Linked DNA regions of Homo sapiens: region 2 is linked to region 1. A link is an interaction called in ENCODE POLR2A ChIA-PET data of the cell type or tissue named here. Cell type or tissue: PC-3. All regions are shown on one strand.

Evidence for each region. Peaks named below come from ENCODE experiments on the same cell type or tissue, not always from the same donor. Only the 100,000 strongest peaks of a DNase experiment are listed, where the experiment ranks them.
Region 2: POLR2A ChIA-PET joins it to region 1 with 10 read pairs; 11 of 35 experiments call an interaction of 5 or more read pairs at or near these places.

Annotation. Positions count from the first base shown.
Region 1 is chr1:206,637,271-206,639,770 of GRCh38, reverse strand. It overlaps DYRK3 (dual specificity tyrosine phosphorylation regulated kinase 3), which reads right to left. Exons shown (of 3, transcript NM_003582.4): 2 at 2,010-2,121. Among named protein-coding and RNA genes, the nearest start is that of DYRK3-AS1, 2.9 kb to the right of the region's middle. In PC-3, no CTCF peak of the experiment used is centred here; a DNase peak (open chromatin) is centred at 1,100; H3K4me3 peaks cover 23 bases.
Region 2 is chr1:206,715,751-206,718,250 of GRCh38, reverse strand. All of the region lies in intron 1 of MAPKAPK2 (MAPK activated protein kinase 2), which reads right to left. Among named protein-coding and RNA genes, the nearest start is that of MAPKAPK2, 32 kb to the right of the region's middle. In PC-3, no CTCF peak of the experiment used is centred here; a DNase peak (open chromatin) is centred at 1,160; H3K27ac peaks cover 1,764 bases.

The DNA of each region.
Region 1 (2,500 bases):
AAAAATGACTTGGCTGGGCGCGGTGGCTTGCGCCTGTAATCCCAGCACTTTGGGGAGCTGAGGTGGGTGCATCACAAGGTCAGGAGTTCAAAACCAGCCTGACCAATACAGTGAAACCCCATCTCTACTAAAAATACAAAAATTAGCCAGGCATGTTGGTTGGTGCCTATAATCCCAGCTACTTGGGAGGGTGAAGCAGGAGAATCACTTGAACCCGGGAGGTTGCAGTAAGCCAAGATTGCGCCACTGCACTCCAGCCTAGGTGACAGAGTGAGAGTCCATCTCAAAAAAAAAAAAAAAAAAAATCAGTTAAAATGACTTAAAGTCAGATGTTAACACTTCAACCCAATTGCAAATAGTTTCCTATAGAGGTGAACCAATTGGCAGCAAGTAACCAAGCAATCTGATGGGCAACACAAGATGTATATGGTTCTGAAGTTCTTAGACATTTTGACATATTAAAGAAACAACTTGCAAAGAATGGAAAGAAACCCCACTACACTCCAAAAAGGGGACGAAAAATAGGGTGACCAGCCTTCAAAATATTTTTAGCTCACGTTTTGTATACTACTAGTGTTGAAAGTGGGGAAAGGGCCGGGTGCGGTGGCTCACGCCTGTAATCCCAGCACTTCCAGAGGCCGAGGGAAGTGGACCACTTAAGGTCAGGAGTTAGACCAGCCTGACTAACATGGTGAAACCCTGTCTCTACTAAAAATACAAAACTTAGCTGGGTGTGGTGGCAGTCGCCTGTAATCCCAGCTACTCAGGAAGGCTGAGGCAGGAGAATTGCTTGGACCCGGGAGGTGGAGGTTGCAATGAGCTGACATGACACCACTGCACTCCAGCCTGGAAGACAGAGTAAGACTGCGTCTCAGGAAAAAAAAAAAAAAAAAAAAGGAAAAAGGTTGATTTTAAGCAAAAACTGATGACCACAGGAAGGACTATGAAAAATAGAAGTGATTTTTCCATATAGAAACAATTTCAGGTCTTAAACACAGAAACGTGAAAGAGAAATATTACAAATGAGTCAATTCAATTATTCAGTTTGTTCATCTGATGACATATGCAGGAAATTTTAAAGTCATAGGATAGCCTCTCTTTGTCATGGAACTTGGCCAAACCCTGCTCTGCCTACCACTCTATGCATGCTGAAGGAATGCAAATTAATTTTATCTTAAGTTAAAAAAAAAAAAAAGCTGCCAAGCACGGTGGCTCACGCCTGTAATCCCAGCACTTTGGGAAGCCGAGGCGGGTGGATCACGAGGTCAGGAGTTCAAGACCAGCCTGACCAACATGGTGAAACCCCTGACTACTAAAAATACAAAAATTAGCCAGGCGTGGTGGCACGCGCCTGTAATCCCAGCTACTCAGGAGGCTAAGGCAGGAGAATCACTTCAACCCGGGAGGCAGAGGTTGCAGTGAGCCAAGATCATGCCATTGCACTCCAGCCTGGGTGACAGAGAGAGACTCCACCTCAAAAAAAAAAAAAAAAAAAAAAAAGCTAAGTGTCTGCAGTCCCCAAAATGATTAAGTGCATTAAAAACCAAACTGTTGTAGTTATCATCTATCTATAAAATGGTTCTCTTTAGTATACTAATAAACGAAGACTGCATTTCCACCGTGCAGGGGAAAAAAAACTCCTGCAGATCTATGAATTCTGACATGTTTTCTGTTTCTTATTTTTGTTAAAAGGAGCCTTTGTAATACTAGGTGTATATCATCCTATACAAAAATAAGCATTACCTAAATAAAAGTAGCATATTATTTTTTTCCTAGTGCTATATATTTATCCCAGTGGAAACTGAAATAAAAAGGTGAGCTCCAAACTGAAATCATTCTGAAAAGCTAAATTTGGACCACAGACATTGTTATTCCAAAGTCAAGAGAAATCAAAAATAAACCAAAAAAAAGTCTGGTTGTCAGTGATACATAAGTGTACCTTGAGCATTAAGTAGCACTTCCTCCTTTCCAAAACAATTCATGTACAAAGAATGACTTCTTTTACTTACATTTAGTCTTCTGGGTGGAGGTGGTTCAGAAGGATTGCAGAGTACATTTGAACAGGGGGGACATTTGGTTTCATCTATCATCATGAAGGTGTCATAGACACCATCCCCCAACCTAGTTAAAAGGATTACAGACAAAATCTGTCAGGAACTGAAGAATATAGAATCCTATGTCTTAACTGCTTCATATCTGCTACAAGGAACAGTAATAGAAATAAATGTCTACACTACATTTTGGCACTGAATACAAACAACTGGGGTATTTGGAAGAGGTACAGAGGAAATCCAACTTTTGTTTTTCAAGGACAGCATTTCTAGGTTTGTATTTTAAAACAGTTGAAACAAGTCCTTCTGAATGTTGTTAAACACAATAAGGACTATCAGAAGGATCTCATAATAACTTACTACTTGAAAATAAAGGCTAGTTTGAAACTGAAGCTCACAGAGAAAAAAACAGACCAGAAAAAACTAACAGAGGTAATAGTTTCTCAAGT
Region 2 (2,500 bases), 78 kb before region 1:
CAACATCCTAATTTTTTAAACAGAACTGCTTCCACCTTACTTAAGTAGCTTTTAAAGTATATTCATAAAGACAAGAAGCAAACACACCTAAAAGTTAATTAGTGGTTAATTATAAGTGGTAGTAATATGGATGACATTTTCTTCTTTTGCATATTTTTTAAATTTTCAAAAACAAAAAAGTACTGAACAGAATATATAGCATAATCCCATTTCTATAGTTTTGTTGTTATTGTTTTGTTTTTTAGGGAAGAGGGGAGAGGATATATGAAATTGTAGATGTTTAAGTTTTTTTCTGGAGGAATTTACCTCCCCTGCAAAAAAAAGGTAGCAGTGTTGACTACTGGGGAATAGGTACTAGAGAGAGGCGTGTATTTTTTTTTCTTTCTGTTTTATATCTCTATGTATTGTTTGAACCTTTACCATCTGAATGAAATTTTTTAAAAAAAATTAAGTAAAAGGGTTTGGGTTCTGAGGTGCAGTATGATTCAGGTCTTATATTTGAACCCCTGGCCTGAGACAGTGACAGAGATGTGCCCCAAATGTAGGCCAACCTTCCTGCTAGAGGCAGGAGAGCACAGATGAGAAATTTCACACTGGCCACAGGAGGAAGAGAGGCCTTGCATAACTCTAGGTCAGAGGCCACACTTGACCAGGCCTGGCATCTTCCCAGAGGATGTAACCCTAAGAATTGATAAGGAGCGAGCAGAGGCCCCAAAGCCCCAAACCACTGCTGCAAGCCACTTCTGACTTATATGGACATGAACACTGCACACAGCAGTGATGTCAACCACACAGGAGTCTTGGGTAGGAAACTGAAAGATGGGGACAGAGATATTTCTTCTGTTTCTTCCAGCAAATGGCACTGAAAGAGAAAGAGGAATTTTCATTTCAACCGCATCAATTATGTACCAGGTGCACTTTATATATAGCAAATATTGCTATATTTAAGCTTCCTAGCAGCCCTACAGAACAGGATCCATTGCTGACTCCATCGTACAGGTGCGGCAACCAAGGCCCAAGGAAGTATTAATAATTTGCCCAAGGCCACATGGCTAGTAGGTAATAAAGCCAGGACTCAGACCCAATTCAGATCTAACCTTTTATTCACAGCAAAGGAGGCTTTGACAAATAAACCCTGAGCTGGTAATATTAGTTTACCGCTGGCCTCTCTCGTCCCCTCCTAAGTGACTCGTCTTTGCTCTGTTCACAGGCCTGCCCTATTCGCATCAGGCCTGGGGCCAGAGCCCAGTAGAGAAGAGTCACAATAAACACTTACCAATTAAATGGGCAGACTGTACACCAGAACAAGATACAAGGCATCTTTCCCTAGGAGACCAGGCAGACAGTGGTAGGAAGGAAACACCCTAAATGTTCCAAGTTGGCTTTAAGCTAAAATCCAAGTGGCAAGAAGAGAAAGATCATGTTCTTAGTAGTATCTAGGTATCTAGTATCTACTTTAAAAAATCCACAGAGATGGACAAACTAGCAAGAGAAAGTAAGACGGAAGGAGGTCAGGAACACTGCGCCTCTGGCCTAAGCAGCCCCCATGCATACGACCCTGTGCGGCTGCCAAAGCAAATCTAAAATTTTACTTTGAAGCGACAAAAGCAATCTCACCTTCATCACCCCAGCTGAGCAGAATGAGACTCACAGCAACGTATACCTGAGTCCACAGATCTCACAGGGGGTGGAGGAGAGTTGACAGAGAATGTGGAGGAAGAGAAGGATCCTACAAATCAAGAGGGCGGCCCACACACACACATCCCCCACCCAGTACACAATTCCACACGCCTAAGACTGGAGACAACTGGGTGAGGAGAGAAGGAAAAAGAACCGGAAGATAGATGATTGTTATGGTGACACACAGCAGACTACATGGCCAGGGAGAAGACAGGAACCACTCTTTCCTACACAGTGAGAGAAATGGCCCAGACACAAGAGTGAGTTCAAGCCACCAACACAAACACAAGGTCACTGTGAGAGAGAAGTCGAGGTCATGCCTTCTGCTACGAGCAGGGCACCTGATAAATAAATTCTCACTCTACATTACCTCTCACACAGCTGAAGATACAAGGAAGGGAACTATTACCCTGAACTTACTTCTGGCCAGGAAGAAAAACCTAGTAAATTATGTTTAAAAAAAAAAAAAATACTTCAGCTAGCAAAAACAATAATAACAAGAACACCACATTGGGAGGAAGTAAGCTTGTCAATTCAGAGTTCAAAGGAGGGAAATTAAAAAAAAAAAAACTGAGACAAAAACAGTTGTTTAGCCTAGACTTCAAAAAAACCAATATTCAGGTCAGGCGCAGTGGATCACACTGAAATCCCAGCACTTTGGGAGGCTGAGGCAGGAGGATGGCTTGATGACTAAGAGGATACAAAAAGGAGAAGGAGGAGTTCAAGACCAGCCTGGGCAACACAGGGAGACCCCGTCTCTATGAATAATTTAAAAAATTAGCAGGGCATGGTGGCACTAGCCTGTGGCCCCAGCTACTCA